3 separate regions of the Homo sapiens genome follow, and regions 2 and 3 are each linked to region 1. A link is a contact called in ENCODE Hi-C or POLR2A ChIA-PET data. All regions are on one chromosome and are shown on one strand. Each heading gives the region's core, a stretch centred on a gene start or an enhancer-like site at or near the end of the contact. The rest is flanking DNA. Distances are from core to core; before and after follow the strand shown. Region 1 overlaps LINC02762 (long intergenic non-protein coding RNA 2762). Region 2 overlaps DIXDC1 (DIX domain containing 1). Region 3 overlaps ALG9 (ALG9 alpha-1,2-mannosyltransferase).

Region 1 (3,881 bases), core at 1,266-3,765:
CTGGTATGGTAGGAATTCTGCTCTGTTCCTCACAGTTATGTGGCCTCAGGCAGGTTGCTTGACTTTTTGTTGCACAGAAATTTTCTTTTCAGTAAATTGGAGACATTGTGTCTCCCCTGCAGGTTGCTATAAAGATTGGTGAGATGTTTGTATAGCACTTGGTCCTGTGTCTGACAGGTAGTAGATGTTCAGTTAGCAGTGAATATTATTACCTGATTTCTGTAAAAAAAAAAAAGCACCCTCATATTTATATTAGCACAGTAAAAGAAAGGTCACTGGAAATTACAGCAAATGTTAGCAGTGTTGTCTCTAACTGGTGACATTGCAGTCATTTTTATTTCCTTCTTTGAGTTTTTCCCTTTTACTAATGAACATAGATTAATATTACAACCAGAAATTAAATACTGTACTTAGAAAAGAAAAGGTGCTAGGCTTGTATTAAAAATGAAAGAATTAAAGAGATGAGTTACTGATTCCTTTCTTTTAGAATGATAACCTTACCTGGGTTATCAAAGATAACCTTATCTTAGGGATGATCTGTTTAACATCATTTTACTGTTGGGGAAACAGAAGCTCTGAGAAGGAAAGTGACTTGTCTAAAGTAATAAATCAATTAATAGCAGGTTTCACATTCCTTGAACCAGTACTTTTTCAATCTACTAGTCTCTCTTTGAGGACACGGGGCTCAAGAGAGGGGCTGCTTTAGTCCCGGATAGGCCCCAAACCACTAGTGTCATCAGTAGAATGTCCCTTCCTGACTCTCCCAGGAAGCAACTTTTGCTTCTTTTCCCCTCCCAGGCAGTACAGTGCTAACCTAGGAGAAAAGGGTCATGGGGACCTGCACACGTGTTCCTGGTCCTCTCTGTGAGTGGACCCCAAGGGGTGCTCCTCAGCAGGCCAGCGGCATGTGCTATTTGGACATTCACCCTGTGTGGATGACAGCATTATGCTTCCTTTTTCTCTTATCAGCTTCAATGTATGCATGTATGTCATGCTGCTTCTGAATACTAATTTTGTCTGGATTGATTCATGTTCAGAGTGTTGGTGCTGCTGGCTGCTAGGCTTAGCATGAGGTTCTTCCTGTGTTTTGTAATTTTGGATTTGCAGGCTCATGTGGAATGGGAGGCTTTTGGATTTTTTCTTCTTTCTCTTCTGATTGTTCAACTGCACCTGTCTAGAGGTTTTGCAGTTGCTTCCTCCTGTCCCTCTGAACCCCAGGTCTAGAAACGCCTCATGAAGGTGGCTGGTGACAACAGATACTGGAGACAGCACAGTGGGTGGCTTGTCTCAGTTCCTGGAAGGGAGGCTTTGTCCTTCCCCTCCCCGGGCCCATGGCTCCCCAGGAATTTGTAACCCCAGGTAGCACTGGGCAGCCGTCCTGGAGCTTCAGCCTTGCTCACTGCTTTGGGTTTATCTTCCTTTTCTGATCCAAAGAGATATTCATACATATTTTTTTCAGCTCAACTATATCTTTTTTTTTTTTTTTAGAGACAAGTTCTCATTCTGTCCCAAGGCTGGAGTGCATTGGCACAATCATAGCTTACTGTAACCTTGAACTCTTGGGCTCAAGCGATCCTCCCTCCTCAGCTTCCCAAATAGCTAGGACTGCAGGTGCTTGCCACCACACCTGGCTATTTTTTTTTTTTTTTTTTTTTTTTTGTAGAGACGGGGCTTTGCTATGTTGCCTAGGCTGATCTCAAACTCCTGGCCTCAAGCAATCCTCCCACCTTGGCTTCCCAAAGCACTGGGATTACAGGTGTGAGCCACGGCAGTGGGCAGGAACTATATCTTTTGGTTTTCTCTTTTTATACTTTATGTACTATTGCAATGTGTTTGGAATAGCGGAGGTGCAACCAATCCAGATTCATTGTGCTATCTCGACCTAACAGGTGGTCTTTTGGTTGAGGGTGGGCACTTGGCTCTCAGGGATTGGCTCTGAAACCTCAGTGGTAAGGCGTCTTCCAGAGCAGCGGCGCCCCCTGGTGGCACGCGGTAGGATGGGCGGCAAAGAAGCACTCGGCGTGGGCGGGGCGGGTGGGGGTCGCAAGGCCACTTCTCTCCTTCCTGCAGGTTCTCAGAGATGGAAGGTGTCTTAGAGGCGGTGAGACCAACTGCCCACACAGTGTGGTCGCCCATCTATGCCACACCCAAAAATGGTCAGTGTCAGCTGGATCCACTCCACAATTTGGTCAGCTGTGTTTCCAAGGAGCCCTTCTTGTACTGAGTGGTTTCTCCTTGTAGCTCTCAGCCATGGGTCCTAGTTCCGCCATTTGAAGCCGCGCATAGCAAATGTGGCCCTTCTCCGTATTCTCTCAGATGTTTGAGGGCAGCATTAGACATTTCTTCTTCCGGCTCTCTTTCAGCCGGCCCCTCCAGACGATGGCCATTCCTGTTGCCTTGGTCCGCAGGAACGATGGGTTATGCATGAACTTTGTAGAACATGGCCTTGTCTTCACCAACGCGGAGGAGAGCCCGTTCGGTTCCAGAGAGGATGCTGCCTCATCTCGTCTCTAAAAGAGGAGGAAGGGGAGCAGGTCCCTTCACGTTCTCTGGTCTCAGCTGAGAACTCTCCCTGGAAGTAGCGGGCCGTGAAATGTTTCACAAGGTAGCATCTCCCTCTAGTGGCCACCATGGTCTATTTCAAGATGCTTTCCTCCCTTCCCCTGGCCCTCGCTTCTCAAGGTTTTTTTTTTTTTTTTTTTTCCCCCACCTCAAAAAGATCCACTGAGATGTGACAGGGTGAGCTGTAGATTGCAAAGTCCCCTATCTGGCCTTCTGACTAAAATGAACTGATTCTGCAATGGTGACTGGTGAGACAGAACTCAGATTCAATTTCTATGTTTCTCATGATTATCCTAAGCCAAAATTTGCAAATGGTTATACACATGTTAATTAGTATTATTCCCAGAAACTGTAAAATAATTGTTCTTCTTTTAGGTGGTTTCCTTATTGATTGGCTTTTTTTGTGTGTGTGACTTTCTCTGTCCATCTCTACTTGCTAATGGTTGAACTGAGGTGGTTTTTTTTTTTTTTTTTTTTTGAGACAGGGTCTCACTTTGTCATCCAGGCTGGAGTGCAGTGGTATGATCTTGGCTCATTGCAGCCTTGACCTCCTGGGATCCAGCGATCATCCCACCTCAGCCCCCAAAATAGCTGGGACTACAGGCATGTGCCACCACACCTGGGTAATTGTTTTGCATTTTTTGTAGAGATAGGGTTTCGCCATGTTGCCCAGGCTGGTCTGGAACTCCTGAACTCAAGCGATCTGCCCGCCTCGCCCTCCCAAAGTGCTGGGATTACAGGTGTGAGCCACCGTGCCCGGCCGGGTTCTTTAAGCGGCAATAACCAGATGCCTTCACACACCAGTACAAGTGAAGTTGGGGAGGTAGCTGGAAGGAGAAGGGAGCAACAAGGGAGCAAGAATGTCCACAGAGCCTGCATTTGGATCTGAGGTTACACTCCAGCAGGAGTCCTGGATCTTTGCTCTGGCTCTCCCCCAGTAAGGCGACCTGGCTTCTGTGAGCAGGTCCTCCATTCTCCGCTCGCCACTGGCAGCTCCCTTGCCTTGTTTTCTGCACCTGCCTCTTCCCTGCGCCACAGCTTCTGCTGATTCATAACTTTGGTTTACCCCTCACTCACTGTGGTCCCTTCAGCCTCTCTCCACTTGCTGCACTCCAGGACATTTCAGCCTTGGCTCCCGCCACCAACGGACTGATTTTCTTGACATTTTCCAGTTTTGCTTTCTGAGATAGAAATCTAATTGACACACCCTTCCCCTTTTTCAGGTGCTGGGCCACTTCAAAAGTCTCTAGCCAGCCAATGAATGAGCTGTTTGGGAGTCTGCTTCCTGTTGCAATTAGCTGGGCAGGGGAGAGTGTGCC
Region 2 (4,126 bases), core at 1,334-3,833, 280 kb before region 1:
CTCGTCTCTACTAAAAATTACAAAAATTAGCCAGGCGTGGTGGTGGATGCCTGTAGTCCCAGCTACTCAGGAGGCTGAGGCAGGAGAATAGCTTGAACCCGGTGGGTAGAGGTTGCCATGAGCTGAGATCATGCCACTGCACTCCAGCCTGGGTGACAGATCAAAAAACAAAACAAAACAAAACATACATATATATATATATTCATACATACATATATATACACTCACACATATATATACATACACACATATACACATATATACATATATATACACACACATATATACATACATATATAACCATACATATATATGTATATGTGTGTATATGTATATGTATGTATATATGTATATGTATGTATGTATGTGTATATTATGTATGTATATGTATGTATGTATATGTATGTGTATATATATGTATGAATATATATATATGTGTGTGTGTATATATATATATTCACCATTATTTTTAAATTACTGAAGCAAAGCCAGGCAGTGCTGGAGCAGCATTCTGAGGCTCTCCAGTGCTGTGGCAGAGGCTAGGTTGGGGCCTCCAGGTGGAGGTTAGCATTTCCTTTATTCACATCCAACAATGCGTACTAAGTGTCAAGTGCTGGGCATACAGCAGTGACCAAAAGGGGAAAAAAAATCTATACTTAAGAAAGATACATTCTAATAAAGAGAGCCATTAAACAGACAATTATATACTTCATCAGGAAGTGATAAATGTAAAGAAGAAAAATAAGATAGCACATCTGGTTTACAATTCTCCCTTTAACAAGCAACATTTCTTCATGCTGCTGTAGGCGACCAACTACAACAGTCACAACTCTCAAAGCAATGGTTTTCTCCTTCCAACGGCAGGAAAAGGAGCTACTTCAGTCAGCAACAGAGGGGTACGTACCTGGAGTTTTGATGGAGTCCTGCCACTTCTCACTGAAACCAGAAGAGTGCCAAAGCCATGGCCAGTGGATGAGGCCTTTTATATTCCAGTTCCCTAATTCCTGGATCTGTGGAGTGTGTAAAGATGTGAGGCACTTGCTATCCAAAATTAAGAATTAGTGGGCAAACCATAGGCCTGCTTCTGTGGGGGAAAAATCTTCTGGAAACTTCTCTCCTATATCCTTTTAAGCCCAGTGGTTGGGAAGTGGCACCGTGCCATGCCAGCAACACCTTATTTTTGCCCACAGACCAGCGACCTGCAGCTTGTTCGAGATGCTCTCCGCAGCCTGCGCAACAGCTTCAGTGGCCACGATCCTCAGCACCACACTATTGACAGCTTGGAGCAGGGCATTTCTAGCCTCATGGAGCGCCTGCATGTTATGGAGACGCAGAAGAAACAAGAAAGAAAGGTAACCCTCTTGCTGTGGTATCTCTCTTAGGCAAGCTCCTGAGAAAGCTGGGTTTTAAGAATTTTAATTGAGATGAAGGCAGTGTGAAGAGATACAAGACCCTGTTAAAGGTTAGAGTTGTTTTTCTCTATTGTTTTTTCTCTCAGTGGAACTGACTATTCATCATGGTATGACAATCCAGAGAAGAAGTTCATGGTCATACTTGCTCCCAGCAACTGTAGCTGTGTAAAGATTGTGGCTCTTGACCCCACAGGGTCTCCCTTTACGCTTCTTCCCCTCCCACCTACCCCTGATTGAGCTTGGCCTTGGATGAGAAAATATACGGAAAATGCACTGGAAACCAGAAAGCCTTTCATATATATTATTATTGTTAGGATAAATATATTAGATTTTATATGTTGTGGAAGAGATGGTAGAAAAGTATGTAGTATTTTAAGCACACTTTTATGATTTAAATTTCTTGGTTAAGTTCTCTCATTGATCATAACTCTTGTGATTTTTGTGTGGCTCCCCAGGTTCGGGTCAAGTCACCCAGAACTCAAGTAGGTAGTGAATACCGGGAGTCCTGGCCCCCTAACTCAAGTAAGTACCCATTTTTGCTCAGTAGGGACTCCTAGCATATTAGACCAGAAATTTAGTATTTTTCACACTACATTTTGGGGATGTAATTTTTCTTGTAGTACTTCACTTTTATACTATTTTGTTTCTGTAGCAATACTGCAATTGAGTTAGTTCTAAGACTATGAAGACATATGCCATCACCACCCCCAGTGCCATTTAGCCACGTGCAGGCAGGATGCTGTTGACTCAGAGAGGCTAAAATATCTTTGAAGAACACAGAAGCTCAAAAGATTTATGCTGAAAAAGCAAAATATAAAACAACAAAAACACATACATACGTAAATTTTTCTACACTCCCAAACAGCACAAAAAAAATTTCCACTTCTTCCTTGAAGCAAGGCGTTTAATTTCTTTGGAGATATTCTTAAAACTTTGAGTGCTCAGGCCGGGCGCGGTGGCTCACGCCTGTAATCCCAGCACTTTGGGAGGCTGAGGTGGGTGGATCACCTGAGGTCAGGAGTTCAAGACCAGCCTGGCCAACATGGTGAACCCCATCTCTATTAAAAATACAAAAATTAGCCAGGTGTGGTGGCACACGCCTGTAATCCCAGCTACTCATGAGGCTGAGGCAAGAGAATCACTTGAACCCAGGAGGTGGAGGTTGTGGTGAACCCAGATTGCGCCATTGCACTCCAGCGTGGGTGACAGAGTAAGACTCCATCTCAAAATAAAATAAAAACTTTGAGTGCTTAAGGCGTTTAGTTTAAGTCCTGCAAAATGTTTGCACCATCTAATGGCCATGGCTAGGAAGTGTATTTTAACCTGCTCCGTGCCCACTCTATATTTTTTCCCATTTGTTCAAACTTGTTGGAAAGCTACCCTGCCTGGTAATTTCTATTTTAGTTTGTATTTTGCCTTTTGTGGCTTAGTAATGTTCATGTTTTCTTATCTTTTAATCAGGCCTAATCAAAAGGTATCTAATAATTTATAAAAACCAAATAGTAAAAAGCTGACTAGAAACAGTTTTGTATGTTACATATAAATTTTTAAAAGCACATTAAGAAACCTAAAGTAAAAATCTGAAAATACTTGCAAAAATATGAAATGTAAAATTTTTTTGTGGAGTAAATAAAATAGCATTTCAAACCTCTGATCCCAGATATCTTTTCCTCTTGGATGAGGTTATCTATGCTGGGAATGAAACAAATTTTTTTTTTTTAGCGGCGGGGGATGGAGTTTCACTCTTGTTGCCCAGGCTGGAGTGCAGTGGCGCAATCTCTGTTCACTGCAACCTCTGTCTCCCGGGTTCAAGCAATTCTTCTGCCTCAGGCTCCCCAGTAGCTGGGATTACAGACGTGCACTACCACGCCTGGCTAATTTTTGTATTTTTAGTAGAGATGGGGTTTCGCCATGTTGGCAATGAATTATTTTATTACCAGAATTAGTTTCAGTTTCCTTTTCTAGCAGTGTTTCAAAATAGTCATTTCTATTGTTTGTAGAGGATTATTATTATTATTTTATTCATTGATTTCTTCAGATTAGTGTAAACTGCCAATATAAATAGGTGTAAATACTTAGAAATTTCTTTTTTAAGTACAATAAATTCCCCCCCAAAAAATTACTTTGTGCATATATAGTATTTATTTAAAGTACTACAAATAAATCTATAGCTGCTTGAAAACTAAGATGTTAATCTAATGCTTCCAGTGATAACTGTATTCACAAATAAGCTGAAATATCTCTTATCTGAAAATACAAAAATCTGTGTAACTTCTGCCAGCTCTCTAGCTACTGACTTATTTCTCTTACTCCTGTACATCAAAATTCTTAAAAGAAGAGTCTATATTTGCTCTCTTTTCTTCCTCACTTCCTGTTCACTACTCAGCCCACTACAGTCTTTTATCTGTTACTTTGCTTAGTGTTCTTCTTGTTGGGTCTCTGTTGACTTTCTTGTCGCCTAATCAAGTGGTTACTTTTTAAACCTTATCTTTCATTGTCTTTTCAAAAGCATTTACTATTCTCTAAAAGTCTCCTGGAAACTTTCTTCTTCTTCAGTTTCAGTGTCATTCAGATATTCATTTAACATATTTACTAAGCATCCATTATTCACCATCAATGTTAGATGCTGGAGATATAGAGATGAAGAGGTTAGACTTGGCACTTGCAGGTAGTGAAGTAAATACCTGAGTTTTCCTTCTAGTCCCTCTTGAATC
Region 3 (4,083 bases), core at 764-3,263, 440 kb before region 1:
ACATGTATACTTATTATTACAACTATAACAAACCTTGGTATATGATATACAAAAATGCTGGGAGGAGTTTTTGTTAGGTTAATGTGACTAATTTTTCTTTTACTACTTCCTAAATTATCTGCAATAAAGTTCAATTACTTTTATAATTAAAATTATTTTTTAAAACTATCACCTAATATTGATGAACCTTGAAAACATTATGTTAAGAAAAGCCAGTCACAAAAGACCACATATCATATGTTTCCATGTATAGGAAATGTTCAGAATAGGCAAATCTATAAGAACAGAAAGTAGATTAATGGTTACTTAGGGCTGGTGAGAGATGAGAAAGGGAATGGGGGAACAATAGCTAAAGGGTACAGGGTTTTTGATCTAAAACTGACTGTGGTGACAACTGCACACATCTGTGAATAGACTAAAAACCACTGAATCATACCCTTTAAATAGGTAAACTGTATGGTTTGTGAATTATATCTCAAAAAACCTGTTAAGAAAAAAACCTATCATCCTAATTATTTTTTTTCTGCCAACTGCAAATGGTAGCAGAGGGCAATACAGGGTTCTGAGGCTACTGAAGCCGTAAGTACAGAGATATTCAAACAGAGTTAAGATGAGCTCTGCCAGAGAATTGACCTGGGCAGGTTTTCAACCAGGATTACAAAGTGCCCCATACTGTGAACTGCCTGCTGTGATCCCAAACTCTTGAGCAAGTTTTGTTATGATCTAGCAGTTCAAAGAGCAGACATTCCATTACTTCTGCCACAGAATGGAATTCTGCAATTGGATTCCTGTTGGTAACAGAGGCAAAGTAACACACAAATTAACACTGCAAACATGTAATCAGCAAATACAAGTATGGTAAACAGCTAAGCAATCAATATAAGAAGGTTTAATAATATGATCTATATCAGGTTTAATGTTATGGATAAAATATCTTAGGTGGAAGCATTCTGTAATTTGCACTTAAGTTTGTGAGCAATTATTTAATAAGTAAAAAAGAATGAGGCAGATACACTTCTCCCTGAAACTCACCTGAAGTGCAGAGAGAGCCACAGCGCCACAGAGACATATAAGTGGATACACAGGGAAAAGAAATCTCTCCTCTTTGTGAGGCTGGATGAAGAAAATTATAAACCAAATATACATTGGAGCCAAGGTAAGCCAATACGGGTGGCCTAAATTCTGAACTGCAAGACACAGAAAAATACCCATCTTTCATTATATTAGAACAAAACAACATATTTAGTTTTAGTGTTATCTTGATCTCAAATTTAGGAGTATGCCCTAGGACACTCCATAGAATGTTTCTACTCTTGTATTCACACTTTCTCCAATGCCATAAAGGCATCAAAAGGAGAGAAGAATATACTCCTTAGCTCTCCCAAGAGATCTAAACTCTAACAACAAGCACAATACTAGATTTGGTTAGGACACATATAAATGTCAAGTTAATGGCTAATAGAACTTAATAAATTCTACGTTAGATGAAGGAAAAATAAGCCGTCTCCTTTAATGAGTCCTGCCACTAAGACGAAAAGTTCCTGAGTTTAACCAAAAGCATAACATAAATTCATTTCTGGGGTTTTAATTCCAATGTTCTGTTTAATTGGTGTCTCTTATCTATACACCAATCAGTCTGTTCAAATAGCCATGGATCAAAGGAAAACAAAATTGTTGGATTCTCAAATTCATTACTGGTTTTCATCAAGCCACAAATGACGGAGTTTGTTTCAAGGCAAACATAAAAATGCTCTTAAAGGAAGTTCAGTGATTGTTTTCTCTCCATTTTGCAATACTCATCCACTCCGGATCCCCAAATTGGAACAAAAATGTACTTAAAGCATGTGAAAGAATTAAAGGAATGTAATGAACACTAAAACCCAAGAACCTGCTGGAAAGTTCCCGTGGTTAGGTACATGAGAAATGAGAGATAAGCCTGCAACCCACAGTGAAGGCATCTCCTACTGCGTTTACAGGAGTGATAATGAGCAACGCAAATGCGGGCAAATGGTAGATAGACAGCGCCCCCTGGTGTCCACCATGTTAACAGTAAGCCAGTTTACAAGATCAGGATTATCGTCAAGATCCACTTTAGCTATGCCTAATTTAGCATTCCTAGGCTATCACTTTCACTGTAGAAATTCTTTAAGGATAAAAATTCTTGAACTACAATAACAAGATTTTGTTTCAACTTTTGCTCTAAGACATTATGGGATTTTAGATAATAATTTAGAATATATACCTTTCTAGGTAGTATATTTTAAGGGGGAGGTTTTTTGTTTTTTGTTTTCTGAGACGGAGTCTCTCTCTGTCACCCAAGCTGAAGTGCAGTGGCACAATCTCGGCTCACTGCAACCTCTACCTCCCAGGTTCGAATGATTCTCCTGCCTCAGCCTCCTTAGTAGCTGGGATTACAGGCATGCATCAACACACCAGGCTAACTGTTGTATTTTTAGTGGAGATGGGGTTTCACAGTGTTGGTCATGCTGGTCTTGAACTTCTGACCTCAGGTGATCCACCCGCCTCGGCCTCTCAAAGTGCTGGGATTACAGGCGTGAGCCACTGTGCCTGGCCTAAGGTGGGGTTTTTTAATTAGAAGAAAATAAATCCACTTATTGTCCACAAGTAAACAGTCCTTTTCTCTTCTGTACCTTAAAGGCTAACGAGTAATCTTTTTTTAATAAGGCAAAAAATTTTGAAATGTCCTCCATAAAATATACAAAATCACAACCACAGCTAGATATGATGAAATCAAGAGTAATTTCTTTCCTGCTTCTTAATAATTTTCTATGGTTTGGGGGACTTTTTTTTTCTCTTGAGACAGGGTCTCGCTCTGTCACCCAGGCTGGAGCATAGTGGCACAACCATGGCTCACTGTAGCCTTGACCTCCTAGGCTTAAGCAATCCTCCCACCTCAGCCTCCCAAGTAGCTGGGACTACAGGTGTGCATCGCCATGCCCGGTTAATTTTTTAATTTTTTTCGTAGTGACAGGGTCTTGCTATCTCACCCAGGCTGGTCTTGAACTCCTGGGTTCAAGCAATCCTCCCACCTCGTGCTCCCAAAATACTGGGATTATAGGCATGAGCCACTGTGCCTGGTCTTTTTTCTCTTAAAAAAGTATTGGTTCTATTCTAAAATCACATAAAAATATAAAGAAAAAAACAGAAAATGTTTTCTTACTAGGTAGATATGTGCATACATTATGCATTTTAAACCAATATTTTATACTTAAAATTTTATCATACTGTAGAGAACAGCTTAATATCCTGTTTTTTTACTGACGTTACAAGCATTTCCAAATTTTCCACAAGCATAAATAATTATTATTGTTGTTTTTAAAAACAGAGACACAGGTCTCACTATGTTGCCCAGAGTGGTCTCGAACTCCTGGGCTCAAGCAATCCTCCCACCGTAGCCTCCCGGGCAGCTGGAACTATATGCACGTGCCACTGCTCCCAGCTATCATAAATTATTTTTATAGTCAGAAAAATAGCTATTTTCAAAAAAAGAAAAAGTGATCCTTAAGAAATAGAAGGGATAGAGGAATAAGTTAACACCTCAAGGGAGCAAACAGCTGAGTCTAAAATGTGGGACATTATGCAAGATGATGGCCTGGTTTCTTTAAAGAAATCTTCGAAAGAAAAAAAGTAAGATGGGGGTCTTCTTAAAAAGCTTAAGAAATATAACACTAAATTCAGTACGTGACCCTTGTTGAGATTCTGCTTTAAACTAACTATAAAAGGCTATTTTTCAGACAATCTAGGAAATCAATGGGTATTAGATGATATTAAGAAATTACTGATAATTTTATTAGGATAATGGCATTATGGCTACGTTGAAACAAAAGTCCTAACACCAAAGAAAAGTGACTCTGAAGGCTGCTCTAATATTCTTATAATACAACGAACTCATTATAAACCATTAATAGTAGAAAAGCAGAATGGAGGTGGGATGGGGGAACTGATCATATGGCATCCAAATCAGACTGCAAAGTCTGAAATTAAATCTTTTTCCAAACCTCATATGAATTTCTGTTCAAATCTGTCTTCCATAAAAGAAATGAGAGGCACTAGATATCCAGA

What was found. A loop is a pair of places that touch in the nucleus more often than their neighbours do. ChIA-PET counts read pairs that join two places held with the same protein, here RNA polymerase II (POLR2A). Pooled maps may share reads with other maps.
Region 2: a pooled map shows a loop between it and region 1 (4-fold over the local background). The contact joins two enhancer-like sites. A Hi-C loop is called at or near these places in 1 of 37 single-sample maps with no recorded cell type and 5 of 50 pooled maps. POLR2A ChIA-PET finds 5 or more read pairs at or near these places in 2 of 52 experiments (Panc1 and endothelial cell of umbilical vein).
Region 3: a loop to region 1 is called in a pooled map, with 5 times the contacts of the local background. The contact joins two enhancer-like sites. A Hi-C loop is called at or near these places in 5 of 50 pooled maps. POLR2A ChIA-PET finds 5 or more read pairs at or near these places in 3 of 52 experiments (HEK293, HepG2 and activated CD4-positive, alpha-beta T cell).

The regions. Positions count from the first base shown.
Region 1 is chr11:112,278,121-112,282,001 of GRCh38, forward strand. The region is part of intron 1 of LINC02762 (long intergenic non-protein coding RNA 2762); the gene reads left to right. Among named protein-coding and RNA genes, the nearest start is that of LINC02762, 9.3 kb to the left of the region's middle. RefSeq lists an enhancer at 2,222-2,311. Within about 2 kb of position 2,516, at least 9 of the 41 ENCODE cell types and tissues checked have a DNase peak (open chromatin) inside an H3K27ac peak, as active enhancers do.
Region 2 is chr11:111,994,213-111,998,338 of GRCh38, forward strand. DIXDC1 (DIX domain containing 1) reads left to right here. Exons shown (of 20, transcript NM_001037954.4): 15 at 807-896; 16 at 1,191-1,352; 17 at 1,868-1,934. Among named protein-coding and RNA genes, the nearest start is that of DLAT, 29 kb to the right of the region's middle. Within about 2 kb of position 2,584, at least 3 of the 41 ENCODE cell types and tissues checked have a DNase peak (open chromatin) inside an H3K27ac peak, as active enhancers do.
Region 3 is chr11:111,839,623-111,843,705 of GRCh38, forward strand. It overlaps ALG9 (ALG9 alpha-1,2-mannosyltransferase), which reads right to left. Exons shown (of 15, transcript NM_024740.2): 10 at 1,033-1,187. Among named protein-coding and RNA genes, the nearest start is that of ALG9, 30 kb to the right of the region's middle. Within about 2 kb of position 2,014, at least 7 of the 41 ENCODE cell types and tissues checked have a DNase peak (open chromatin) inside an H3K27ac peak, as active enhancers do.